2 separate regions of the Homo sapiens genome follow, and region 1 is linked to region 2. Evidence: read pairs that join two places in POLR2A ChIA-PET (ENCODE). Cell type or tissue: IMR-90. All regions are shown on one strand. Links, peaks and the distances in the headings refer to the core of each region. The heading gives the core; the rest is flanking DNA.

What was found. ChIA-PET counts read pairs that join two places held together with the same protein. Peaks named below come from ENCODE experiments on the same cell type or tissue, not always from the same donor. Only the 100,000 strongest peaks of a DNase experiment are listed, where the experiment ranks them.
Region 1: POLR2A ChIA-PET joins it to region 2 with 5 read pairs; 6 of 35 experiments call an interaction of 5 or more read pairs at or near these places.

Annotation. Positions count from the first base shown.
Region 1 is chr21:35,914,622-35,929,806 of GRCh38, forward strand. No RefSeq gene overlaps it. Among named protein-coding and RNA genes, the nearest start is that of LINC01436, 83 kb to the right of the region's middle. In IMR-90, for the core only: no CTCF peak of the experiment used is centred there; DNase peaks (open chromatin) are centred at 8,220 and 10,490; H3K27ac peaks cover 199 bases.
Region 2 is chr21:35,983,729-35,998,913 of GRCh38, forward strand. LOC101928269 (a long non-coding RNA gene) reads right to left here. Exons shown (of 6, transcript NR_110418.1): 2 at 4,402-4,443; 3 at 844-1,102. Among named protein-coding and RNA genes, the nearest start is that of LINC01436, 14 kb to the right of the region's middle. In IMR-90, for the core only: no CTCF peak of the experiment used is centred there; no DNase peak of the experiment used is centred there; H3K27me3 peaks cover 2,652 bases.

The DNA.
Region 1 (15,185 bases), core at 4,868-12,867, 68 kb before region 2:
CAGTAGAAATAGATACCCACTGATTCAAAATATTAATAAATAATCTAGCAATGAGAAAAGAGATATAACTCTCAATATAAGATCTTATACATAAAAAAATAAGTGCTATATTAAAAATAAATGTGACCATCTCAAAAAATGTGCAATTTTCTACAAAACTGTAAATTAATCAAAATTGATCCCAAAAAAGATAGAAAATGTGAATAGACTGATAGACTGTTGACAAAAAGAGTCAAACTCTAAAATATTTGAAAAGCCAAATATGTGTGACCAATGGCCTGTGACACAGCCCCATGAGATGCTGAGAACATGTGCCCAAAGTGTTCAGGCTACAGCTTGGTTTTATATATTTTGGGGAGACATAAGACGTTAATTGATACATGTAAGATGAACATTGGTTCAGTCCAGAAAGGTATGACAACTGAAAGTGGGGGTCATAGGTGGAATAAAAGATTTTCTGATGGGCAATTGGTTGAAAGAGTTATTATCTAAAGACGTGGAATGTCTGGGTTAATATAAGGGGTTGTGGAGACCAAGGCTTTATCATGCAAATGAAGCCTCCAGGTACCAAGCTTCAGAGAGAATAGATTGTAAATGTTTCTTTTCAGACTCAAAGAGACTATTCTATTCAGTCTTTATATCTTTGTGCTGACATTAATGTTGGTCAGCTGTGCCTGAATTCCAAAAGGGAGGAGGGTATAATGAAGCATGTTCAAGTGCCCCTTCTCATCATGGCCTGAACTTGTTTTTCAGGTTAACTTTGGAATGCCATTGGCCAAGAGGAGGGTTCATCAGTCAGTTGGGGGGCTTACAGTTTTATTTTTGGTTTACAATACACTTATAAAAATTGAAAATATAGTCAAAGCTCTAATCCATTAAAAAACAGGTACCAATTCCAGATAATTTTATGGAGATTTCTACTCCTTGAAGCAAGTATATTAGTTCGTTCTCATGCTGCTAATAAAGACATACACAAGACTAGGTAATTTATAAAGGAAAGAGGTTTAATTGACTCACAGTTCTGCAGGGCTGGGAAGGCCTCAGGAAACTTACAATCATGGCAAAGGGGAAGCAAACATGTCCTTCTTCACATGGTGGCAGGAAGGAAAAGAATGAGTGCCCAGCAAAGGGGAAAGCCACATATAAAACCCTCAGATCTTGTGAGAACTAACTCTCTATCATGAGAACAAGATGGGGGAAACAGCCCCCATGATTCAATTATCTCCACCTGGTTCCTCCCACAACATGTAGGGATTATGGGAACTACAATTCAAGATGAGATTTTGATGGGGACAGAGCCCAACCATATCAGCTAGTGATAATCTTAAATTACATGTGTCTGAAAATACACAAAGTTAACTTCTATACTCTATCCGAATAGCATCATTCTATACAGCTAGCAACACCTTGATTCCAAAACCTGACAAAATTATCACCAAAAAAGTGAAGCCATTGGTCAAGGTTACCATGAACATAGATTTAAAATTCTAAAAAATATATTAGCAAATCACATTTTGTAATATTTCACTATTTTTTAACCCCGGTCAAGCAAAATTTACCTAGAAATGCAAAGTGGTTCAATATTGGGAAATTTCTGACATAGTTGACTATATTAATGGATTTAAGGGCAAAAACATTTTGCTCATCTCAACGTATGCCAAAAATTCATTTGATAAATTAACACCCTTTCTGGAATTTTTTAAAAGCTCTTAGTAGACTAAGAAAGGGTATAAAATCATGTAGCCTAGGGGAAAATTCATAGAAAATATTATATTTAATAATGAAAGATTAGAAATGTTGTATTAAGGTCAAAAACAAGACAATCATACCTATCATCACAGCTACCATCTGTCATTGTCCTATAGGTCCTATCTAAAAAGGGATTAAAGTAAAGTAAATAAGAGGTATAAAATGCAGACAAAAAGATAAAAATTTTTCTACTTCTAGGCAAATTGTTACCCCAAGAGAATTGACTGAAATACTATTTAAAATAATAAGATCAGATACAAAATCAGTAGCTTTCTAACACATAAGCAATAATAAATTGAACACCTCTCATATTTTCTTCTAATACTTTTAGAGTTTTGTTTTTTACATTTAGTTCTTTAATTCATCTGGAATTCACTTTGGCATAAGGTATAAAGAAGGAATCTAAGTTGAACTTTTAGAACTTCTAGGAATATTATTAATAATAACAATAAATGTATACATAACACACCTAGAAATAACCCTAATGAAAAATGTTCCAGAACTAAATTAAAAAAAAAAAAAGAAAACCTATACAGGAGTGGTTTTGTCCCCTGGGTGCATATTGGAATCACTATAAGACTAATTAAATCAGAGACTCTAGGGAGGAGATCCAGGCATGAATATGTGCAGCCAGGATTTTAAATCTCTGTTATAAATTGTAATGATGTCATTTTTTAATAATGCAAATGCAGTAATTTTGGATGGAAAAACAAAAAATTTTAAGCAGGTCAGTTCTCTCCAAATTAATCTGTAAATCCTATGCAATCTGAATCAACATTCAACAGAATTTTTTATGGAGCTGGCAAGTTGAGTTTAAAGTTCATCAGGAAGAGGAAGTACATAAGAATGGTCAAATGCTTTGAAAAAATTAAAGGAAACTCCTGTTAAATATCAAAACATACTTTAAATCTGCATTATATGTCTCATAAATCCACTAAAATAGAAAGAGACAAACCAATGAAATAAAATAAAACAGTACAGAAACAGTCCCTGATATATATTTCATTTTTATAAGGCTTCAATTCAGTGGGAAAAGGATGGGTCACTAAATAAGTTGGGTTGATACCATTATATATTTCATAAGAGAAATTAAGTTAGACTTTCCTCCCTCATAAGCATACTCCAAAACAAATTCCAGATGGATTGAGGAGCTAAAAAAAATTTTTTAACTATAAATATTAGGAGAAAATACAGGGAATTTATAACCTATGAACAAGTGTTCCTAACCACACCCAAACCAGAAGCTCCAAAAGCAAAAATTGAAAGATGTTCTCATGAAATTTTAAAGCCTTTATAAGAAAAGACTCCTTAAGCAAAATTAAATACAAGCAACAGCCTTGAAGAACATATTTGCAACAATTAACAGGAGTGGTATCTAGAATATTTAAAGAATTCATGCAAATTCATAAGGAAAAAAAATGTATGTATGCATATATATATATATATATATATATTTTTGAGCTAAGGCCTCTCTCCATCACCCAGGCTGGAGTGAGGTAGCGCAATTTTGGCTCACTGCAACTTCTGCCTCCTAGGCTTCAAGTGATCCTCCCACCCCAGCCTACCAAGTAGCTGGAACTACAGGTGCACGTCACCATGCCCAGCCATGTAGAGACAGGGTTCTGTCATATTGCCCAGGCTGGTCTTGAACCCCTGGGCTCAAGCTATCTGGCCTCCCAAAGTGCTGAGATTACAGATGTGAGCCACTGTGCCCAGCCAAGAAAAAAAAAAATTAAGCAGGAAAAAATTGTTTACCAGAAAGTCTTGAAAATATATATAGATATATATAGATATATCACACACAAATATATATACCCACCCATACACACACATATGCACACACACACACACACACACACATATACACACATACATACTCACAGGGCCAAAAGCAAATGAAATTATCTGATAACCAGGAAATTGAAAATTAAAACAGCAATAACACAATAGTCTCCCATCAATATGGTAAAAACTTAACAGACTGATAAAAAAGCAGTGTTCACAGGGATGAAGAAGGGGAGAAATTTCCCCATTCACGCATTCTTGGTGAAAGTACAAATTGGTAAAGCTTTTCTGGCAATAATTTTTTTAAAATCACAATCATAACCTTTGAGTCAATAATTTCTAAAGAAATATACCTATGTATGTGCTGTTTATATAAAGATACTTAGGCAACACTGTGGGCAATAGAAAAAAATTAAAAACATCTAATAGGAGAGCAGTTTAAAAAACTGTGGTCATCAGTTTAAAATATTGGGCTCTTATACATGATGAAAAAAATAAATCATAGAATATTTATAGTACGCTATCACTTGTTTATTAAAACATGTATATAAGTACAGTCTACACATCTCTGCAGGTGCAAAATCTGCAGAGAAAGAACTGGAAGTATAGTCACATCCTTTCACTTTGGCTGTCAGGAATGTAATATACAAATGTTTTAGCACATGTCAAACTGAACTGTATTTATTTGTTTTCATGTCTGTCCCCCCTCTAAGCTACCACTTTTTGACAGACTGTCTTTTTTCTCCACAGGCAGTGCTCTATAAATGTCCGATAAATGGCTGCATGGTTTTCTTGCCCTTGGACCTGTCCCACTCAACATTTTAGAGGTTCAAAGAATGATACAATATTCAGTTTGAAACTCATTATCGCCATTTACTACTTGTATGACCTTGGGCTGTTAGTTAAACTCATTGAGCCTTAGTTTTCCCATCTATTATGAGAAGAAAATAATGCCTAAGTCATAGCATCACTTGAAGGATTAAATAATCAACTATATAAAAAGTTGCTAGCACAGTGCCTGGCACTGCTATGGATTCAAAACAAACCCTTCCAAACTTAGTGGCTTAAAACTATGACTATGATTTAACATGCATCTAAATCTGACTTTGGGCAGGGCTCATCAGGGACAGCTCATCTCGGCTCTACTGCTATAAGCTGGGACATCTGGATTGGTGTGAAGGATCACTCCCAAGGTGGCTCCCTCACATGGCTGGCAAGTTGTTCTGGGTGTTGGACCCTCCCCATGAAAGCCTCTCCACAAAACAGCTTGGGCTTCCTCTCAACATGGTGGCTGGATTCCAAGAATAAGCCTCTCAAGAGATATTAATAAAGTAGATGCTACCAGTTTCTTAAAACTAAGGCCTGAAAAATGGCACGATGTCACTTCACCATATGCCATTGGTCAAGCAGTTAGAGAGTCCAGATCCAATCTGCCTCTGGACACCAATTATTGACATCCCTCTAGCATGCAAAATGCATTTATGCCTCCCAGGATCCTGCAAACATCTCAACCCTTTAAATCCTGTCCAAGTGGAAATGAAGCTCCCTGAGAGTGGCCCTTTGGGTACAACATATTGAGTACTGTTCATCACCATCTGACTATTAGGAACTAAAGAGGCAAGTTACCTTTACTGACCACCACCCCCCAGACACACACAAATACACACACACACTCCACATACGATAGTGGAATAAGCAGAGGATAACCACAAGAGACACTCCCGTTAAAAGGGGGAAACAGAAGGCACAGAGCTGGCAATGGCCCCCAGAGCACTTCTGCAATCCAGCTCCATAGGTGTTGCAAATTCCTTTCTAGAGCCTAGTACTCTCCAATACTCTTGGTTGTACCCTCTGGTCTCCTGTTTCTGCTCCTGAATATCTTCCTCTTCTATAAGAATACCGAGTTGGTGATTTTGTCGGATTTTCAGTCTACTTCCTGCTTCTAGAGGTTGGAGCTCCATCTCTGTCTCTTTCAATCTAATCAGGTGGTGCTTGCAGTCAATAGAGGCTATTATTATTGTTATTAATAACATGAATAAAAATATAAAGATGCCTTACCCAATAGGTAATACTTACCAATATTTTTGGAGGACAGAATTAAATTGGTTAAACCCAACAAGATGAAATTGGGTAAGAGTAAATAAAAGTCCTGCATTTAGACTTTAAAAATCAATTTCATAATTACAGGATGAGGAGGCTTTGGCTTACTGGCATGCTTACCTCCCAGACTAAGCTGTAAGCTTTTAGTGGGAGAAAATTGGGGGGATTTAGCTGACAGCAATCTCACAATGAAACAAAAGCATGAAGAGACACACACTGTAAGTGGCATCCTGACAAAGCTGCTTGTGCTCAGGATGGTGAAGGAAATAAAACCACATCATAGGAGTAACTGTGGACAAAATGAGTGGCTTTGCCTGGAGAAGAGAAAGCCTTAGGGAAGTGGTAGAGCAAGTTATCAACTTCACGTGTTTGAAAGGCTGTCACATAAAAGAAGAAATGGACTTTGCTCCAGAGGACAGAACCAGCATGGCTAGGTGGTGGTTTCAGGAGAGCTAACTTTCATCAGAATAAAAAAGCGTTTCCCAACACCCAGAGTCCTTGCGCTCAACCTCAGTTGTCCTACTGGCATCACCTGAAGAATGTTAAATAATATGGATGCTCAAAGACCTAAAAACAGAAATATCATTTGATCCAGCACTCCCGTTACTGGGTATATACCCAAAGGAATATACATTGTTCTATTATAAAGACACATGCACACGTATGTTTATTGCAGCACTATTCACAATAGCAAAGACATGGAACCAACCCAAATGCCCATCAGTGATAGACTGGATAAAGAAAATGTGGTATATATACACCATGGAATACTATGCAGCCATAAAAAAAGAATGAGATCATGTCCTTTGCAGGGACATGGATAGAGCTGGAGGCCGTTATCCTTAGCAAACTAACCCAGGAACAGAAAACCAAATACCACATATTCTCACTCATAAGTGAGAGCTACATGATGAGAACACATGGACACACAGGAACACATGGACACACAGAGGGGAACAACACACACTGGGGCCTATAGGAAGGTGAAGGGTGGGAGGAGGGAGAGGATCAGGAAAAATAACTAATGGGTACTAGGCATAATAACTGGGTGATTAAATAATCTACACAACAAACCCCCATGACACAAGTTTACTTATGTAACAAACCTGCACATGTAACTTAAACAAAAGTTTAATAATAATAATAAACTTAACTTAAAACAAAAGTCTAATAATAATATTGATGCCAGCAGCTTCCCCAGGACAATTCTATCAGAGTCACTGAGGATGGGTTGCAAGCAGTAAAGATTTTATAAAATGGATCAGGTGATGACATTGTACTGCCAGGATTATGTACATTGAAAGGACCTAAAGCAAATATCAATAAATGATCTGCTCACAAAGAAGGGACTTAGCCAACCACAAAAAGGTTTAAGCAAGTCTGAGTGGCTGTCAGTATTGTTACTATAGAGAAGTCCTGTATCAAGTGATCAGGCAGATGAGCTTTAGACTCCAGGGTAGAGAATGATTAAATTCCACTGAACAACAGAAACAGCCCAGAGATTCCTAATGCAGAGGGAGCCGTGCCATGTTCAGACCATATTTCTTCCCTCCACCCCGTGCCAACTCAGTCTCCTGGAAAAAGAAGATGGAACCAGTCCTCAGAGTGGATTTCTTTGTCCAAATGGACAGTTTGAGTCAGGGAACCATTTGTTTAGAATGGCTAAGAAAACTGAAAGTTTAGGGTAGAGCAAGGGGGGAAAGGGGGTACCCCAAGCCCCTGACATGGGTATTTTCATTTGAAGTTCTAAGACCTTATTTCTGCAAGGAGGCTCTTCTATCTCCCTGACTTCTACCCATTGAGTCCCCAACCCAACTCCAGCTCTTTATATCAAGGCAAATTATTCTCTTTCTCATCACATTCTGTTCAACTGTGTGCAGATAGCTCGTGTTTCCCACCATTTGCTGTTGCTAAGTCAAAGTCCACACAAGGTATTTAGTTCTTATGAATATACATCAGAGCCTGCAGCATCAAATACCAGATTCTCTGCCCTTCTCTGATCTCTCTCCAGCTCTGCTTCTACACCTTTCTATTACTGAAGTCCCACAAATGTGTTAAAATATCCCAGCTGTGCTACCAGCAGCCCAGAACACGGAATAAACCATACTGATCTTACTCTTGAAAAAACTGTATTTCACGAACAGAATTCTTCCTCATTGTTTTATATCGTAACTGTCATTATGAGAGAAGACACCACTGCAGCCCCACATCCCGTGATCCAAGGGCAGATACCTAGCACATATCAGGTGAATATCTTGTTTCTCCATGTTAAATTGTGCTTAATTGTTTTTCTATTTGCAAACATAGGTCTCCTTCATACTGGGCATTGACCACAATGGGTGGCCAAAAAGAGAGAAGATTTTCTTGAATATGAATACAGATTTAAGCGGGAGAAATTGTTATAAATCATGGCACTGTCTTCCAAAGGCCGAGTGCACAGCATAAAACTTTCCCGGTTCATTTCAAGCCACTATTGAGTTCATCAATGCTTTATTTGTGAAAGTAAATTCTTAGCCTTACAAAACATCTATTCAAACATCAATGACTCAGAATTCTGGGACTTTCCTGCTAGTCTGGAAATCATGTTTATGATACAAGTGCCTAGTTAATAAAAGCCTGCCTTCCATGCGTCAAAGACCTTTATGATCTTAAAGAAAGAAAAAGTGGAGACGCTGCACTGGCTGCTTTCCTTTGTCCTTCTTTTGCTATGTCCATGATGTTTGTGAGGTTTTGTTGCACTTAAAATTAATTGGTGGATATTTGGGGCAGCGAAACTATGCTGCATGAGACTGTAATGGTGGATCTGTGTCTTTATATGTTTGTCCAAACCCACAGAATGTACAATGTGGAGGGTGAAACTTAGAGTAAACCACGGGCTCTGGGTGATGGACATGTAGCAATGCAGGTTCATCAATTGGAATAAATGCACCACTCTGATGAGGGATGTTTCTAGTTGGGGAAGCCATGCATGTGTGGGGCCTGAGGTGTGTGGGAAATCTCTGCACCTTCCTCTCGGTTTTGCTGTGTACTTAAACTGGTCTAAAAAATAAGGTCTATTAATAAATAGATAAGTAACCAATCCTGTTGGAAGCTGGCCTTGCTACTGCACTCACAGGCTCTTAAAAATTTGAGGGAGAATGTTTCCCTTCAAAACACAGGAAAAGTGCAGGTAGGAGCATCGTGGAAGGCCACCTTTGGAAGCTGGAGATTTCTGGAGAGGTTGCTCCTCCCTTAGGATGTTTATACCTGCTGTTCTCCTTACCTAGAAATCTCTTTCCACAGGTTTTGAGTGACTGATTCTTTCCTGTCATGCAGAACTCAACTTATTTATTTTTTTTCTTTTTGAGAAGAGTCTTACTCTGTCACCCAGGCTGGAGTGCAGTGGCACAATTTCGGCTCACTGCAACCTCTGCTTCCTGGGTTCAAGCCATTCTCCTGCCTCAGCCTCCCAAGGAACTGGGACTACAGGCTCACACCACCACACCCAGCTAATTTTTGTATTTTTAGTAGAGACAGGGTTTCACCATATTGGCCAGGCTGGTCTCAAACTCCTGACCTCAAGTGATCCACCCACCCTGACCTCCCAAAGTGCTGGTATTACAGGCGTGAGCCACCACGACCCACCAGAATTCAATTTAAATGTCATCTCCTCATAGAAGCCATCCCTGACAACGGTAAGGTGATGTATCTGCCAAAATGAGCAAGGAGAGAGAGACTGTGGTCCGAAGGATTGGCCCCCATCTCAGCCTCTCTCTGTGTCTATACCCTTGCCCAGCCTCATCGTGCAAAGAATGCATTTTATTTCCCCTTGACTTTCAGCTTGGCCATGTGACTTGCTTCAGCTGATGGCATGTGGGCAGAAGGAGAGTTTGCCAGGGCAGCCCAGACCTGAAGCAGCCTTTTGTTTTCCCATTTGCCTCCCAAACCTCTCCACCAGAAGAGCATGCCACTGCTAACCCCGTGGTTAACCTCCAACCCCAGGCAGAGAATGAGCGATGCCTGGAGCAGGACCACCCAGCCACACCCACCACGGGTGTGCAGCCACAATGAGTTCTCCTTTGCAGTCACTGAGTTTTGGGGTGCTACTATGTGGCATGATGTGACAAATGATATAACAGGCGTGTGGAGTTCTCTTCATAAAGAGAACTTTATGGCACCCAGCAAGCATTTGTTGGCCATTTATCACTCTCCACATCAGTCTTGCAACCCCTTTTGCATTTTGAAATTACAGATGAAGACAAAGAATAATTAGCAAGTGCTCATATTGCTTATTATCGTAACATCTGTCATATTTATATCAAATTATTCTAAATGTGCAAAATATATGTTACCCATGAGATTGAAATATGCCCTGAGGTCAGAAACTCCACTGTAACCCACTGAAGATGAGCCAGCAAAGTCCATCAAGGCTGCCTACTTGGCTCTCTATGCTTCCCCAACTTGGTGCCATGTTGTCCCTGGCACTAACCTTACAGGAGGTTGGTAGAGGGTGGAAGAGAAAGGAAGGGGGGCAAAGGACAAGAGAGAAGTTAAGAAACTGCACTGACACTTGGTTGGAACCAACAGAATCTACTCCTTACAGGGACATCACGTCCTGAGATATTTATGACTATTGCACAAGAGATCAAACGTCATCATCCTCTTGGGGAAATGGCTTCAAAACCCATGAGGCAGTTTATAAGCTCTGAAATCTCCTAACAAATGAATGGAAAATTTCTTTGGAGGTTCCATGATTTGTCTGCCAACTCCCAAGAATACGCACATACAGGCACACACAGCTGCATCCAGACCTTCCACCTCTTGCTGCTGTCAACTTTGTTAGCTGAGACAGGCCAAGACATACTCACCAGCCCCTTGCTGAGATGTGACTCACCTCTCATACCCTCTTTCCCAACATCGTCATCAATGCCACCTCCCCTTCCCACAGGCTACTCCTCACCACCAAACCACCAGAAGGTGTACAGTGGCCACAGCCATGGTGAGACACCAGCAGACTCCCACATCCCTTGCGGATTTATTTGGTTTCATCGATGCATTAGACCACACATGGGAAGAAAATGAGCAAGTGCAAGAGAAAGGTTTCTTTGATCCTAAATCTGGAAATGAAATATATTTACATAAAGCCATGAAAAGCCAGAAATGGCCAATGAGAAACCACAGCTTGACTCTCAGAGTTAAACACCATTATCAAGCTTTTGTATGTCCTTAATGGCTCCTAAAAGCTCCATTTAAAAACAAACCAAAACTCTGGCCAGAGCTGAAGAGACTCTTACAATCAGTGAGGCCTGGGCCTGGGTGAGATCCGTCAAGCTTGTAAACCTCTCATTCCACCCCTCACCACTCCCCTCACCCAGTGGCATTAACACCCGTGAGCTTCACCCATACATAACTCAGCTCAGCCACTCTTATTATCTTGGCAGCCTCCGGGAGCCTTTCGCCAAGGTTCTGGGCTCTTTCAGTCAACATGACCAATTCCACATCCTTTTATTAATTACTAACCATTTCCCCTTGTAGTCAGCCCTGAAATCCCTGCTTTGATCTGCCTGACAGGTCACATGGTGTGTGCTTCTGAACACAACCCCTCCCATGGCCGACTTCGAACTGGCAAGCCTGGCAGACATACACACAAGCTAGAAAGACATTTCCTGTAGATACAAGAAAAAGAGGGAGTTCTACCAGGAAACCAATGGCCACAGAGAATTTTTGTTAATTCATTCTTATATATAATAAATAGATTATTTATTATTAATAAATAATCTATTTATTAATTATAATAAATAATCTATTTATTAATTATAATAAATAATCTATTTATTAATTATAATAAATAATCTATTTATTAATTATAATAAATAATCTATTAATAAATAACTTGTTTATTAATTATAATAAATAATTTATTAATAAGTGATTTGTTTATTAATTATTAATAATTTATTAATTATTAATAAATAATTTATTTATTAATTATTAATGATTTTTAATTATTAATTAATATTAAATTTATTTATTTATTAATAGCCTGTTGGTATGTATTTAAGAGCAAAATAACAGTGGCTGTCAAAAACACCCTACATCCTGTCCAATTAGAGAGACCATAACTTATTTAGATCACAAAAAGACCACGATTCTGAAACCTGAAGTCTAATGAGCTGAATTATGTGCTTAACGGAGAAGACTCATGGATGAGCCCTCTTGCAGCTTCTGTTAACCTTTTCTGAAGGCACTGGGTCCTCCACAGATCCTGACTGCAGGCAGAATGGCTGGAATGATGAGATGCCTGTCTTGTAACCAAGACCAGGACATAAGCAGATGCCATTCATCCAGACCCACTTTCTTCCTTGGACCACTGTCTATATAAACAGCCTTTCTGTTATTTCCAGTGTGGCATTACAACAAACCAGACACATTTTTCAGGGCACATTGATCTATCCCAAGGGTGTAGGTCTATTAATTCCCTCGAGGCTGACAGTGGATGCTTCCAGGGAAATCTGAAGGCAAGCACACAACTGAATTTAATGAAAATGATTGATTTTTTTTGGTCCACCCCAAGTATCAAAAAGAAAACAGGCCAGGCAAGGTGGTCCGCACCTGTAATCCCAGCATTTTGGGAATCTAAGGCAGGAGGATAGCTTGAGCCTAGTAGTTTGAGACCAGCCTCGGCAGCATAGTGAGACCCCATCTCTACAAAAAAAAAAAAAAAATTAATTAGCTGGGCATAGTGGTGCTTGCCTGTAGTCCTAGCTACTGGGAAGGCTGAGGTGGGAGGATCACTTGAGCCCAGGAGTCTGAGGCTACAGTGATCAGTGATTCAATGATTGCACCACTCTACTCCAGCCTGGGCAATATGGTCTCTGTGAAAACAGAAAATAAAAAATACAACAAACAGCCATTAACAGACTCAAATTGGTTGGCAAGAGTCAGATCCCACATCAGCTAAAATTGCCACATGATATAAAACACTAAATAATAAATGTTTACCTTTATTAAACATTCAGACCATTTCTGGTTAAGAAAACCCTGAACCTTTTTCACTGCATGGCTTAAGATGCAGGTAAGCTAACCATCATCCTTCCTTTCTCTTGGCAACACTTACGCATACAGATCGGTAATGCCCGTCCCACTGCAATAAAAAAAAAAAATACCACATCGACTCTACATCTGCTGCAATTATCGTCTGGTGTGAAGATCAAAGGGGCCTTTTCCCCTGGCAGATTACTCGTCTACAGTTCCCTGGCCTGTCAGTGTGGTCTCAGCTGCTCCCACTTGTCCCATTGCTGCTCAGGAATCAGCAGCCGCCTAGATCTTCCAGCTATGTGACTGGGCTCATAATGACAGTAATTGCCAGTCTGTTAAGTCACCTCCAACCAAAAAGGAAAATGCCTTCCAGACACACTTCTCAGGCCCATGTGAAGAGATAGGAATGAATTCATAAAAGAAAATTATCCAGTCCTGTTTATACAATGCCACTATGACCAACAGGCTTTTTTCTTATTAATGGCTTTCATTTCTGGGCCACACAGTGGAACAAAGCGCTTATATGTCCACTCCTTGAGACCATTAAGTCCTTGACTTGCTTTGACCATTAAGAAGCCCAAAGAGAGGTGTAGGTCTACCCTTGTACCAGTTCCTCTCTCCCCAAAGTATTTTTGGGGCTGGGGTTGCCTTTGGGATTATACTTGCCCAGAAAAGAGACCATCTGGGTTCTTATCTGCAATGGGAGCTACATGAGATTTAAGCTACGTTCCTTCTCATTTCCTCACTACTTTTCTGTTTACCTTTGATCCTTGTTGGTTATTGTAGGAAGACGTGATTGGTATGGCAATGGGATAATATGTATGACAGTTTCAGTCTTATTTTCCCAGTACAACATGCCAGTTGGATAATTCCTCTGAGTAAATATTAACATGAACATTTTCAATATAAAGCCCATTAGCATCCACAAAACTTTGGAATTGTATGTATATGTTGGATTATACTTTCACAGAGGTGGATTTAAAGAGGTGAAATTTTGGCTGCAATAAAAGATTCATTCAGCTGGGTGTGGTGGTTCACACCTGTAATCCCAGCACTATGGGAGGCCGAGGCGGGTGGATCACGAGGTCAAGAGATAGAGACCATCCTGGCCAACATTGTGAAACCCTGTCTCTACTAAAAATACAAAAATTCGCTGGGCATGGTAGCATGCACCTGTAGTCCCAGCCACTCAGGAAGCTGAGGCAGGGGAATCCCTTGAATCCAGGAGGCAGAGGTTGCAGTGAACTGAGATTTGTGCCACTGCACTCCAGCCTGGCAACATAGCAAGACTCCATCTCAGGAAAAAAAAAAAAAAAAAAAGATTCATTCATTAATGTAATCAGATAATGTACACCTACTTTAAATGTATATAGAATATATCCTTGGAAACACTTGTGTGCTGCTTGAAGTCTCTTATTCTCAGCTCCACTCTCTCTCCTTTCTCCTCCCCTGTGACCCAGGAGCAGAAAGCCTGGAAACTACATTTTCCAAATCCCTCTTGCCAATCAGCCTCTTGTTAGCTTCTACAATGGGAGGCACTAGTAGCAAACTGGAGGTGGAAGCAAGGGAGATGCTATTTTTTCCATCTTCTGGTAGTGCCTCTAGAGATGGTGGTGGCAGCAGCAAAGGCTGGCAAGGGTGGCTTCTGGGATTCTGCTGGGTCAGCTCAGTGTTAATAGCAACAATCTTGGTGGATCAGCAAGCATCATGTTCTCTTTGGCTTTCAAGCCTAGGGGGATAGTGACTTCCTGCAGTTACCAATCTGTAAGTAAGCTTGACTCCCTGTATTTACTCCTTCGTTCCTCTCAAATCATGCACCACCAATTTGTATGAAATTCCTTCTCTGAAATATTTACAGCGGTTTCTAGACAGAATAATGCACTGATTGGACACTGACTGATAACTTATCATGCAAATAATTTATCCCCACACACTGTATTTGCTATGAAGCAAATGTTAATCAGATGGTTAAAGATGATACGGTAACAATAAGGTCATTTCATTCAGTCTCCAAATTCATGGCAGATGGGCATGGTGGCACATGCCCATAGTCCCAGCATTTTGGTAGGCTGAGGCAGATGGATCACGAGGTCAGGAGATCAAGACCAGCCTGGCCAACATGGTGAAACCCCGTCTCTACTACAAATACAAAAAAAAGAAATTAGCTAGGTGTGGTGGTGCACACCTGTAATCCCAGCTACTCGGGAGGCTGAGGCAGGAGAATCGCTTGAACCCGGGAGGTGGAGATCACAGTGAGCCAAGACCACACTACTGAGTGAGACTCTGTCTCAAAAAATAAAAAATAAATTAAAAAGATGATATGGTAATGCTAAGGTCATTTCATTCAGTCTCTAAATTCATGGCAGATGGGCATGGTGGTGTACGCCTGTAGTCCCAGCTACCCAGGAGGCTGAGGTGGGAGGATCCCTTAAGCCTGAGAGGTAGAGGTTGCAGTGAGCCATGATTGCACCACTGCACTCAAGCCTGGGCAACAGAATGAGGCTGTGTCTTAAAAAATACATAAATAAACAAAT
Region 2 (15,185 bases), core at 3,730-11,729:
AGAGCAAACGTAGTAACAGACAAGGAGCAGACTTACTGTTTACCATAAGAGCTGTAGATTCCCAAGTTCAGTGTTCATCAGCTAAAATGTAAACTCACTACATGCTTAGCATTCACGTTGGCACATCCAGGTTACCCCTGTGGGACTTGAGGGGCAAGGGGAACCAGTGCCAACATGACGCTCATTCAGCTTGCTGTGCCATGAATAATAAAGTCCTTTGTCTCTGACCCAGGGATCTTGTGTCTTCTGCCAGCATCCATAAAACAGTAACAAGCTAACTTATCAGCTTGTAAGTAGAGTAAAATCTCAGACCCTTTGCAGGTCCTGGTCTGAGTTCATGCCTTTTCTTCTTTGGGACTGGCCCCAGAGTCCAGCATAGGTCCTGATTAGTATATATGTAGAAAGTAATCAAGTTCAATGGACTAGACTGAGGACAGGGAACTTTCCTTCTACTGAATACCACTTAGCCCAGTGTTTCTCTTTTTTTTTTTTTTTTTTGGCCCAGTATTTCTTAACCTCAGCACTATTGACATTTGGAACCAGATAATTCTCTATTGTAGGGGGGCTGTTCTGTGCATGATAGGATATTTAGTAGCATCCCTGGCCTCTACACAGTAGATGTCAGTAATACCCACCCCCAATCAAAAATGTCTCCAGACATTGCCAAATGTTCCCTGGCAGAGTAGTCTCATCCTCTACCCTCACCACTGAAAACCACTTATTTTACCTATGCAGAAGTGGGGGTGGGGTGGGGAGGAGGAAGCAAGGGGTTATAACTAAATTATCATTTAGTGGAGTTTGAGATGCTAATGTACCGGAGAGGTATAGAAATATTGCACTCACCTGCCTATTCACTCAAGGATCACACATGATAAGTCATGACATATTGCAGCCAACAGTAAAACACAATCGTCGTGAGCACCCATGGGTGCCGGGCAGGAGCGTCCACCGTTCATCCACACCCTCAGCCATTCTGTGAAGTGGGCATTTCCACTCTGCAAGAACCTGAGGCACAGGGAGGTCACGTGCCTTGCCGAGGGGAAGAGTTTGGACTTGAACGCAGAGCTGTTGATCTCTGTCGCACTTGTTCTTAATCATTAACCTATTGTTAATGATCCGACAAAGAACGTGGGGGATGACATGGAAGAGAGGGGATTGGAAGTTATGAAATGGGAAACCAAAGTTTACTTTGAGGGGAAAAAAAAGTCAAACTTACATGTCAATAGCATCCTCTTAAAGGTTGAAAATATGTAACCCTTTGGATATTTTAAGAGCACATATAGTATCAGAATCTGTAACAACATGTACTTTAATTCCTACATAAAATGTTAAAATACAGCCCAAGTGAATAGCTCTCTTTCCTGCATCCAGAAAAATGCGAACCATCCAGTCTAGGAAGGAGCAAAGTGACAAAACCTGTTTGAACAAACCCAATGCTACACTCCACTTCAATGGAGTACCTTTCCCATCTGGTGGTGGGTTCAAGAATTGTCCCTAAAACACTTTTAAATCCACTCGTGACTTTGCAAAGTAGTAGCATCAGTGCCAGCCTGAGTCCCAGCAGTTAGACACATATTGATCCCCCAAATTGATTACTAATTGACACCAGATTCTGGTAATTTCAAGGGCAGGTCAATTACTGGCTGCCTATAGAATTATTAGTACAAAGGTGAGTAACCCCTAAGGAAAAACACTATTTTGACTTTATTTAAACTTTTCCCTGAGAAGCTGACATTCCTCTACAACATTAATTCTCAGAAATATTTTTAATGCACTGTAATATTTTATCTTGGAGGCAGAGAAAAATAGCAAGAAATAAGAAAGGGGAAGAGAGTGCATGGAAGAGAGGGACAGTCACAGTCATTGCCATATTCGGTGGAGAGCCAAAAATAAGAATACACAATTATGTTTAAAATATATGGGGCCGGGCACAGTGGCTCACGCCTGTAATCCCAGCATGTTAGGAGGTGGAGGTGGGTGGATCACTTGAGGTCAGGAGTTTGAGACCAGCCTGGCCAACATGGTGAAATCCCATCTCCACTAAAAACAAAATTAGCCGGGTGTGGTGGCAGGCACCTGAAATCCCAGATACTCAGGAGGCTGAGGCAGGAAAATTGCATGAACCCGGGAGCCAGAGGTTGTAGTGAGCTGAGATTGCGCCACTGCAGCCTGGGCAACAGAGTGAAACTCTGTCTCAAAAAAAAAAAAAAAAATATATATATATATATATATATATATATGTATATCAATTAAAGATTTTAAAAGGGGTAAGTCAATTTCTCTCTGGAATCTTGAAAATATAATCCAGAAAAATGAATGACTCCATAACTAAAATATTAACTATACTTAAAAGTAGAATTGATGTCCAATACTGATATATCCAGATAACTCATATTGACACAAATATCTCTCCAATAATTTTATGTTTTCCAATATAATTGTCTCATGTCTTCATTCTCCCAATCTTTACACTGTTCTCTTTCTTTTTACAGTAATATCATAGAAAAATTGGTAATACATTTGTATTCATTAATCTGACAAATAGTTATTGAGCACCTGCTCTGTGCCAGGCATTGGGATACAGCAGTGAATAAGACAAATCCTTGTGCACATGGGGCTTACACTCTAATTGGGGACACAGGCAATCTACAAGTACACGTACCTCAGGTTCCATAGAAAGCACTAAATATCATCTCATTTAATTTTTCCAGCTCTATGTGGTGGGTCCTATTATTTTTCATTTTACATGTGAAAAACAAAAACAAAAACAAGGCTCAGAGAGGTTAATTGGTTTGCCCAAGGACTCAGATGAGTGAGTGGCAGAACCAGGATTCAAAATCAGATATCTTCTCCAAAGTCCAACATCGTCCAGCTGCAAGTTTTCAACAGCAACGCAGCCAGCATCCACTGATGACAGCTTATGTGCCAGGCCCTGGGGAATACAGAAGTGACTGGGGCCTGCCTCCAAGAGTTAGCGCAGCATCTGCCTGCCTAGGGGACATCAGGCTTCCAGTGTCTAACAGGACACCCACCTGCTCACTGGCATTCACTGAAAATAACAAATTCTCCCGATCTCAGCTCCAACATTCTGAAAAAAATACCAAAAATTATTATTTAAAAATTATAGCAAAAGTTGGCCAGGTACTGTGACTCACGCCTGGAATCCCAGCACTTTGGGAGGCTCAGGCAGGTGGATCACCTGAGGTCAGGAGTTCGAGACCAGCCTGGCCAACATGGTAAAACCCTGTCTCTACTAAAAATACAAAAATTAGCCGGGTGTGCTGGCGCATGCCTGTAATTCCAGCTATTCGGGAGGCTGAGGCAGGACAATCACCTGAGCCCAGGAGGTGGAGGTTGCAGTGAGCCAAGATTGAGCCACTGAACTCCAGCCTGGGCGACAGAGCAAGACTGTCTCAAAAAAAATAAAAAATAAAAAATAATTGTAAAAGTGAAATTCAACAAAAGGATTAACATCAAGATTAACATGAACTGATCCTGTGATTTCCCTACAAGGGGAGGAAAAGCTACGTTTGAGGCTCTTTGGATTTTTGCGGGGCTTTCTTTCCCCATTTTATTTAGAATAAGGCAATGGAAGTGCAGCTCTTGCTTCTATACTAAGCGCATTTTGAAAGACTCATTGACACCAAACATCAATGAGGAATGAAACATTACAAAGATGCTCCCCTTTAAACAAACATAAAGTCAGCGCTTTTAAATATTATGTGCTTCTTGGACAGGTATTCTAATTCAAGACAGCATCTCACACAAACTGGAGCTGGCGATCAGTCGAATAACCTGGCTGACATCACTGATAAGGCCAAGGACTCCCAGCACCTTCTGACAAACCTCTGTTTCCTGCTTCTTGTCTGAAGTACACTGTTTGCTTGGCAAAAGCCAGGAGACGTGAGAACCTCCCACAGCAAATGTTGATATAAAGAAAATTTCCTAAGTGACCAGTGATATTTATCCAGGTATTATTTCCACCACCTGTGCAGAGTTTACCAAGGAGGTGGGTAGGGTCGCTATCTTGGGTGCGTTCAGCTTGAGTTGCCTGGATACCACATCTTGAGTTCAACAGGGAACATAAATCTAATTGTTCCTCTCTTCACTTAAACCCTAAGGATTCCAAATTAGATTGCATTGCTGAACTACATGAGTGAACCTTATGCATTTGACCTCTCAATGTGGTTTGCAAATCTACCCTCTGGAACTAAAGGCAGGAAGCTTTGCTATTGAAAAGATGTTAGCGTCTCATCAAACACAGCCAATGTTCAAGAATCGTGCCCCTTGGCAGGAGCATGTTTTAATTGCTGGTGATATTGCAGAACAGATTTCTGAAGTCTAATTTTCTTTCTGCAGCCAAATTTTCGACGTATATTAATAATATCCTCATAAACTTACATCTGTGGGTACAGTCATCGCTGCATAGTTGGCTTCACAGTTCTAAAAAAGAAAAAGAAGAAAATTTGGAAAAATTATTCCCAAAAAGGACACGATTATAAAGTTGATAGTAGGAGCAAACTTCAAAGTTACCACTCCTATAGAATGTTTAGAAAATTTTAAGATGATTAAACTTCATGGAAATTTTTAAGGTCTCTTTTCATGAAATTATTTTTTTCTTTTGACTATATTTCCATTTTATAGCACTTATCACAACAGTAATTAACGAATTAGCTGCATAATGATTTATTTAATGTCAGTCCCCCTGCTCGTTCTGTAACCCCCTCCAAAGGGAGGAACCGGGACTGATCTGTTTACCTTCCCAATGCTCGGTATATTGACAAATAGCAGGGGCTCAAAAAACTTTTTTTTGCTGCTGTTATCTCCATAATAGGATCATGATTGCATTGTCAGAAGTGTCAATTAGCTACCTCAAAAGCACTTGGCTTCATTTAATGACTTCCTCTCATACTACAGTTATGCAAGATGTGACGGAAGTAAAGGAAACATGGAATATCCTTGTATATTTTTTGCAACTTCCTATGAATCTACAATTATTTCAAAACAAAGAGCTTTTCTATAAAAAAAAAAAAAAAAAAAAAAAGATTTTGCTCCCTGCCACCAGCTTCTTGGATTTCACCTAGATCTTAGGAACTTCCATCTCAATCTTCCCATACCCATAATATACTTGGCTTCCTGATTTCAACAATGTTTTCCAGGAGGTTGACTTTCAACAACCCAATATGAGCTAGAAGCTCAGCGTTCCTTCCCACCCACCCTTGACAAAGCAGATCATTTTATACGACAACAGCCACTTTTCTGAGAGGGCCTGCCAAAATGCCAAGTGTGGTGCCAATTTTTATACAATTGATTCCTTTCTGTCTCCTCCACACAGAGACCACCAAAAAGCTGTCACATGGTAGTAATTTTCAAGAACTCACTGGCACATCAAGGGTCAGGAAGAAATGTTATGTTGATGAGCTGGTCATTTGCTCAAGATTTCTGGTTGGCAAGAAAATACAGAGCGTGCACACCCAGGTTCCCAGACGACAAACCACACACCCAAGTATTATTGAGCCTCATCCATGGCAGCCTCATGTTACACAATGAATCAGGCCACCGCCCAGCGCCAAGAGCCTTGGAAAACTATGCAAAGTGCATTAAAATCAACAGAAAAACTTCTCATGTCACAATATTTAGCTTCTCACTTCTCCAAGCTTCCCCCAAAAACCAACCCTCCCCGGCCAAAGTTTGACGCTACTGGCTTGAATCACACAGTCAGATTTGGACTTTTCAACAAACCACAGAACAGATATTAACTTTCCTGTGAGCCTGGGAATACGGTCGGCAGTTCTGGGCATGAAGAGAGGTTCAGTGTCCAGGGGCAGAGCTGAGCCAGGGTTGCAGGGAGCCAGCAGAAGGTGGTTCCCAGCTGCCCTCTCCAGCCCTGAGCTGAGCCCACTCTCTGGACCTCTTTGTCTTCCCAAATGATGCCCTTCCCCGGAAGAAAAACAAAACAAGACCAAAGGCCAGGCGTGGTGGCTCATGCCTATAATCCTAGCACTTTGGGAGGCCAAGGTGGGTGGATCACCTGAGGTCAGGAGTTTGAGACCAGCCTGGCCAACATGGTCAAACCTCGTCTCTACTAAAAATACAAAAAATTAGGTGGGTGTGGTGGTGCATGCCTATAATCCCAGCTACTTGGGAGGTTGAGGCAGGAGAATCACTTGAACCTGGGAGGCAGAGGTTACAGTGAGCCGAGATCGTGCCACTGCACTCCAGCCTGGGCAACAAGAGCGAAACTTCGTCTCAAAAAGATAAATAAACAAAGCCAAAAATATCTGCCTTTAAATTCACATCAGTCTCTGTGGGTCAGAAGACAAAGGCTGTCTAGCTCTCCAACACCTTCACAGGCTTAAAGCAGGACCTTCCACTGACTCGTGTGAAGGCAATGGCAAATAACAGACATTCAAGGAGAAACAGCTTTGACGAACCTCTCCTGACAGTGAGGCTAGGAGAGAGAAAAAGAAATGAAAATCAATTTGCATGATCACCAAGACAGAAATGGGGGCAGAGGGAAAGAGGGCCGAAAGGAGAGAGAAATGATCTTCGTTATTAATGTTTTTAATATGGCAGCATGATTAAGACATAGTCTCCCTGCCAGGCAGCAAGTTCAGAGGGAGACAAACCGCCCATCTTCTCATGGGTTTTTAGCAGGAGAGTAATGCCCATTGGCGTAACAGTTTCAAATCGATACAGCACTTTCACCTATAGAAACTCACTTACGGACAGGTGCTCTGGCTCATGCCTGTAATCCCAGCACTTTAGGAGGCCAAGGCGGGCAGATCACCTGAGGTCGGGAGTTCGAGACCAGCCTGACCAACATGGAGAAACCCTGTCTCTACTAAAAATACAAAATTAGCCAGGCATGGTGGTGCATGCCTATAATCCCAGCTACTCAGGAGGCTGAGGCGGGAGAAGCTCTGGAACCGGGGAGGTGGAGGTTGCAGTGAGCCGAGATCATGCCACTGCACTCCAGCCTGGACAACAGAGTGAGACTCCGTCAAAAAAAAAAAAAAAAAACTCAGTTAAACTCTCAGCCATCCTGAGATATTGTACCCAATTTACAGAAGAGGAAACTGAGACTTAGAGAGCAAGGGGCAGAACCAGGAGAACAGTGCGATGAGTCAGGCCAGCCATTCCGTAGGGAAGTGAAAGAAGCAAGTGAGAATTGCCGTGCTAGTCTTTGGGAAAAATAAGATAAAGCATAGCTCCCCGGGTAGGGGTGGGGGAGATTCCTCTCCTCCTTTGGAGTAGGCCTAGGACTACGGAAACAGGATTTCAGAGTTACACTTGTTCTGACAATCCAGAGAATAGTCCCTAAGCAGATAAATGCTCATTTCAAAGGTGATTCTCGAACATTGTCTCCAAAAAGAAATCCACCCAGAAATGTGAGATGAGAGGACTGTACACAAAGGGCCTCAACTGTTGCTTCCATTGGCGGCTCCAATGGGATACTGGTTTAAGTCAAAATATCAAAGGATTTGACGGTGAGCAGCGCTGGCCAGACTCCTGACTGCAGCCATGAGGAGAGAGAAGCCCCTGTTGTCCAGGCTTCTGTTCACACATCTGCATTTTCCCAGTGCAAACAGAGGTGGCCTTGCGGGACAGAGCAGGAGAGTGAGGAGGGAGATGGATCATCACTGTCCCTCACTGATGCCAGTTTCCTTTTCACCACTGGGGATAAAAATGCTTGGCTCCAGGCCAGACACCATGGTTCACACCTGTAATCCCAGTGCTTTGGGAGGCCGAGGCGGGCAGATCATCTGAGGTCAGGAGTCCAAGACCACCTGGCCAACATGGTGAAACCCCGTCTCTACCAAAAATACAAAAATTAGCTGGGCATGGTGGTGTGCAGCTGTAGTCCCAGCTACTCAGGAGGCTGAGGCAGGAGAATCGCTTAAGTCTGGGGAGGCGGAGGTGCAGTGAGCCGAGATCGCGCCACTGCACTCCAGCCCGGGCTACAGAGTGAGACTCCATCTGAAAAAAGGGAAAAAAAAAAAAAGCTCGGCCCCACCACCTCACAGAGCCAGAGTTAAAAGCCAACTTGGGCCGGCGCCTATTGCATCTAGGAAGGTAAAGCCTAGTAACCTGGGGGAAACTGTTTTCCCAACTCAGCCTACGATTCCATTTTGTTTTATTTAACCTCGTTCTGGGCGTGCAGTTTGTAGCCACGTGGGAGGCTCCTGTACTGAATTGTTTCCAGTGTGCTGAACCAGACTGATGTTTCCCTGATGCTAGGCCAGTGCGATCTCATTTCTCCTCCTGTGAGAGATTTGGGAGCACGCCTCCCTGGGCAGAGGCTAAGGGGAGCAAAATAGTGCACCCCCAAGTGCTAGCAGCCAACATAAACCATCAGGCTTAGTAGTAGGGAATGGAACAGCCACCCTGCAATGGCTAAAATACACATCACATAAAATTTACCATCTTCACCATTTTTAAGTCTACAGTTCGGCAGTGTTAAGTACATTCACATGCGTGTGCAGCCACCTTCACCACCATCTCCAGAACTCTTTACATCTTGCAAAACTGCAACTCTGCCCCATTAAACACTAACTCCCCATTCCCCTTCGCCCCAGCCCCCGGCAACCACCGTTCTACCTCTGTCTCTACGAATTCGACTACTCTAGAGACCTCGTGTAAGTGGAATCATACAGTAGTTGTCCTTCTGTAACTGACTTCTTTCACTTAGTATAATGTCCCCGAGGTTCATCCCTGTGTCCGAATTCCCTTCCTTTCCAGGCTGGGTGCTGCGCTGGTCTATCTACAGCCATACAGCATTTTCTGTATTTATTCCCCCATCGATGAACGCCTGGGCTGCTTCCACCTCTCAGCTATGGTGAATAATGCTGCTATTAGCACAAGTGTACACACATTTGTTGGAGTTTGCAGCCCTTTCTCACAGCTTCCCAAACAGACAAATAGAAGTGAATGGCGCATCCCAGAAGACTGTTGTTTCCCTATTGCGGGGTTAACTGCCCAAGTCCACCTGAAGGTGATGGGCCGGGCCCTTCCGATTCAAGCTGGGGCTCAGGGGGCTGTCTCAGAGGCTGCCAAGGCTACCTTACTGTACAATGCCTCACACACACACAACACCCACCACAATGCCCAAGCTTCACACAACATGCACCCCAACTCTCCCATATACCCCAACTCTCACAACACACACCCTATCAGATGACCCAGCTCTCATACACCTCAACTTTCACACATACCCCCTCACACACACCCCAACTCACACACACCCCAACTCACACACACCGCAACTCACACCTCAACTCTCACACATCCCAACTCACATACACCCCAACTCACACATACCCCAACTCACACACACCCCAACTCACACACACCCCAACTCCCACATACCCCAACTCCCACACACCCCAACTCCCACACACCCCAACTTCCACATACCCCAACTCCCACACACCCCAACTCACACACACTCCAACTCCCACATACCCCAACTCACACACACTGCAACTCACACCTCAACTCTCACACACCCCAACTCACATACACCCCAACTCACACACACCCCAACTCTCACATACAACTCACACACTGTAACTCATACCTCAACTCTCACACACACCCCAACTCACACACACCCTCACACACCTCAACTCTCACACACACCCCAACTCACATATAACCCAACTCACACACACTATAACTCATACCTCAACTCTCACACACCCCAACTCACACACACCCCAACTCTCACACCCCAACTCACACACACCCCAACTCTCACACACACAACTCACACCTCAACTCACACCCCAACTCATATACACCCCAACTCACACACACACTCACATACCTCAACGTACACACACTGCAACTCACACCTCAACTCTCACACACACCCCAACTCACATACACCCCAACTCACACCCACCCCAACTCTCACATACCTCAACTCACACACACAACTCACACCTCAACTCTCACACACACCCAAACTCTCATAACACACACCCCAACTATCAGATGACCCAACTCTCACACACCTCAACTCTCACACACATTCCAACTCACACACACCAGCTCTCACACGCATCCCAATTCACACACACCCTAGCTCTCACAACACACACCCCAACTCTCACACACCTCAACTCACATCCCAACTCACACACACCCCAGCTCTCACACACCCCAACTCACACACACAACTCACACCTCAACTCTCACACACAACCCAGTTCTCACACACACTGCAACTCACACACCCCAACTCTCACACATACCACAACTCTCACAGCACACACCCCAACAGATGACCCAACTCACATACACCCCAACTGTCACACACATCCCAACTGATACACACCTTAACTCTCACACACTCCAACTCACACCATTCCGACTTACATACACCCCAACTCACACACACCCCAGCTCTCACACACCCCAACTCACTTCAAGTCACACACCTCAACTCTCACACACCCCAACTCTCACAGCACACACCTCAACAATCAAACGACCTCACACACCCCACTCACACACATCCCAGCTTGCACCTCAACACACACACTCCAGCTCACACACCCCAATTCACACACACCCCAACTCACACACCCCTCAACTCACACACCCCAACTCTCACACACAACTCACACCTCAACTCACACACACTCCAACCCACTCACTTCAACTCTCACACACCCCAACTCACAAATGCCCCAACTCACACACACCTCAGCGCACACCTCAACTCTCACACACCACAACTCTCATATCTGAGCCCCACCAATCAGAAACCCTGCCATGTCCAGGGACTTCACGAAGACAGCCTCCAGGCCAACTCAACCCGGAGTCGAGTCCAGTGGCTGTTTGCTCCTGGCTCTCCATAAGAGTTTGCTTGGACTGAGGTGAACATTCACTGGCAGAGGACTCTGTGTGACTGGCTTATTCCACGAATGCCAGCACCTACCTGACTCACTGACCTGACCCAGCACTTCCCTAAGCAGTAGCCACATGGACCACTGAGCAAGCAAGTGGTGCAATAAGCGCACTGAACAGATGCTGGTTAATCAGGAGGGCAGTAAGGTCTTCCCGGACTGTCCTGATAAGGGTACCTATGGTGACAATAGCAGAAAGTGGCCCCAGACTTCAACCTATCTGCTTTCCTGCATCTGGGCCCCAGCCCTCCTCAGGAGGTTGACTTAACCACTCACCACACCAATAAACAAATCTCCCTTCAACCTCAGGCAGTTCAGGCATCGGATGGCCAAAGTGCAGAGAAGGATGCTTTCCCTCCCCTTTTCAGGAAGATAGGAGAAGAAAAGTCCTGTGGATAGCATCCACGGATTGACTGGCTTTGCCAGGCCTGTGGATAGTTATAGTCACAGATGTCACAAGGTGCACAAAACAAAATGATCCAGCCATTAGAGACCAGGGCTGCTTCTCAGCAGGGCACAAGGCAGGAAACTGAAAGATCACTCAAGTCTCTAACGAAGAAACCCAACCAGAAACAATAGAAGAGACACCTTCTCAACTATCTCAATCAAATGTGTCGTCATCTTCTGCAACAGACCTTACTGTCTTTGAACCAATGCATTCAGTCATATCTCAAAAGACTCCCAGCTCTGGATCCAATCGGCTTGAACTTGAACCCATTTTGCCAGGAACCAGGAGAACAGGCTCCTAGGCAGAGCATGAGGCTGTCAACTCACCTCTTGTGGAAAGGTTTGCTCTGAGTTTGTTTTTTAAATAAAGAGGGCAACGGCAGGAATAATTACATGTAGTAAATATACTACTCCCCTCCTCAAGTAACCTCTTCACAGCAACCGAGACCCAGGAAAGTCTGTCATTAAGGTCCATAAAGGAAAAAAAGTGCATATCAACATTGAGGTTTTTGTGGTGAGCCATGATGAGTTCTCCCTAGAGTTTGCTGGTACTATCTCACCAGGCTCTTTTATCCCAACATGGCTGTGGTTTAGTCTTCAAACAAGTTGAAAGGTAAGCAAATACCCTTCCTTCCAGGTTACATTTGACTGCCCTCAGCGTCAGGTGTGTTTTGTGAATGCCAGCATTATCATAAAAAGCCACAATTCACCCACACACAACCACAGAACCCCCATCTAAAATAAACCAGAACTGGGGCAGAGCTTTATCCAAAGAACAAAATCAAATGTGCTTAAAAGGTGATACAGCCAGCTTCACGATCGTGGATCTTCTTGAAGTGGGAAATGAGAGAATTAAGAGAAATCAGATGAGTAATTCAAACCACTGTAAAACCCTGCCAAACATCACAAATGAAGTCTTTTTTTATTTATTTTTTTATTTCAATAGGTTTTTGGGGAACAGGTGGTGTTTGGTTACATGAATAAGTTCTTAAGTGGCGATTTCTGGGATTTGGGTGCACCCATCAGCCAAGCAGTGTACACTGTACCCAATGTGTAGTCTTTTACCCCTCACCCCCTCCCAGCCTTTCCCCCCGAGTCCCGAAAGTCCAATGTATTATTCTTATGCCTTTGCATCCTCATAGCTTAGCTCCCTCAAATGAAGTCTTAACAACACTGACTAAATGTGCACTGTCTAACTCAGTAGTCATTAGCACATGTGGCTATTTCAATTTAAACTTTAGTTCATTAAACTGAAATAACATTTAAAATTCAGCTCTGCAGTCATGCTAACCACATATATCAAGTGCTCAAAAGCCACATGTGGTTAGTGACTACCATATTGGGCAGCACAGATATAAAACATTTGTATCATCATAGAAAGTTATATTTTCCAGTATATAAGACTAACTACTAAAAAAGGGAAAGGGAGTAGAAAAAAATGGTCTTTAAAAAAAAAAAGAGGTCCAAAACCTAAGCATCCACTGTATACCTCTCTTGCAGCTTCCTGGAGCCTCATTCAAACACAATAAACATTCAGTTGACTTGTTATGAGACTCTAGGACTAAATAACCAATGTTGTTCCATTAAAAGATAGTAGCAGTACATGAGCCATGTCTTATTATTTTTGTAATTATTATAAATTTTTAAATAAACTGAGAGCAACCCTTTTTGCAAAAGATTGGTTGATGGCCTCCTGTTTATTCTGGGAATCTGTTCTCCTGATTTCTGGTGGGATGATTTTAGATCTTGCTGGAAAGGAATAGGAAAACATCCTACTTCCCACTTCAAGCACTTTTAGGATATATTTATTTATGATCCTTATTCTTTCCATAAATGTTCAACATAGATTGAATGATTTTTCTTATTTTAGGAATTTTCTTAGCATAAGCATTTGCTAAGGACCACCCCAAATTTGGATGTTATTATGGAACAGTAGAGATTATCTTAGTCAAGGCAAAGCAAGTAATGAAAACCAACTTGGGCTACCTTGATCAGAAAATGAAATTTGTGAGAAGGATGCGGGGGTGCTTCATGGAACCCGAGGATAAGGAGACTTCATGAGCAACTGGGGGACTGGGAAATCCACGAGCTCTCTGCCTCTTAGCTCCACATCTCTTTGTACAACTACTTTCTCCAGAACTTCATTGTTTACTTCACTTCATAGGGTAGAAAAAGACCATCTTATAGCTCTAAGGAATACCTATGGCCACTCCATGACTTCTGGATTTTTGTGTGCTCCTTGGTACTCAGGATTTCTGAGACCCAATTCTAAGTGCCCAGGAAAGCTGATTTACCCGGCTTGCCCCAGTGATCCAAACAACCATGGAAGGAGGGGGGAACCGTCTTAATGCAAACGTGTCAGCAACAGGTACTGAGGTCTCAGAAATCCTGAGTACCAAGGAGCACGCCCTCAGCACTGTGAGACCTGAGTAGATGGTTCAAAATCCAGCCATGGGCCACTAAATTTCCACTTAAAATCATTGTCATGGAATCATTCATAATTTACAGTTGCCATTTTGCCATTGACAAAATTGTGGAAAGAAGGAACTTCCTGACTTGTCTAAAGTCATAGCTACTCATTGGCAGAGACAAAAGAATTATATGTGGACCTTGATTCCTGCCTCCTCCTATTTCTACCACATCCCATTGAAACTTTCACCAATTCAATAGAATTGAAATTGTTGAATTTGCACCCACTAATGATCCCTCAATTATTAACTATTCCCATACTTGAATGTTGTGTACACACTTTTGCACAGTTCTAATGATATGTGCAGCAGGAATCTTGTCTAGGCTGTAGATGAAGCTTGTGGAGGTGAAAGACCCACCCACATGCATGGCATCCACTAATTATCATGGGGTCCAGAAACCTCCCCCCAAATTACTGGAATCTCTGTTGAGCCCAGGAGCAGGTAGAACAGTGCCAAGTAGGGGAAGCCCACAGAAGGTGGGAATAGAGGAGACTGTGACAGTCCCTGGGACAGAGTCTACTGTGCTGGATAAAGGTTGAACCTGATGTGTCAGATTCACCAACAGGACCTGTGGGATAGAGGGAAATGGTAATTCTAGGTACGACTCTGCCTGGATGCTGCCCGCAGGCTCAACCACATTGACAGTGTGTACATGATTTGGGGAAGAAAAAGGATGTACAATACAAACAATTAAGAGAGCTGTAAATTCTTGGGAGCCAGCACCCAGCATCTCTGAAGAGGGAGCGCCTCCAGAAAAGCAGAGATTGGAAGGTGTTTCCCTAGCGGCAAGAGAGGGGTAAGCCCCAGCACACCTAAAGTCCAGGAGGCAACAGAGGCTGCCTTCCATCCCCACTTTCACTGCTGCCCCCACCCCACCGCCCCAAGCAAGTATCAGCAGACCAAAGAAGTCTTAGAGCTTTAAGGGGACTTGGAGCTCCAGAAACAAAAGTAAGTTCTACCAACAAGTCCAATGTAGAAAACTACGGGGAACGACGCTGATTGGCCCCGTTTGCATTACCTGACAACTCCAGGACCAATCACCATGGTGGGAAGGATGTGGCACCATAAGCAGCACACCCTGCGTCAGGTGCCCGTTCAGCCCCCCACAACCACACATGTTAGGGGAGGACCAGCAGGACCTCAAAGGTGAAGAGAGGTACTGTTACTGGAGGAAGAAGTGCTAAACACACCAAAACAGCAGATACCTACTGGGTACTCCCCACCTGAGGGATTTCTACACAGTTAACCTAACAAGGTCAAGAATAAAAGGTATGAATAAGCTGAAATCACTTTAGAGAGGAGTTTCTGAAAAAGAAGATGCTAAGATAAGACCTTAAAGTTCTCCAAGAGG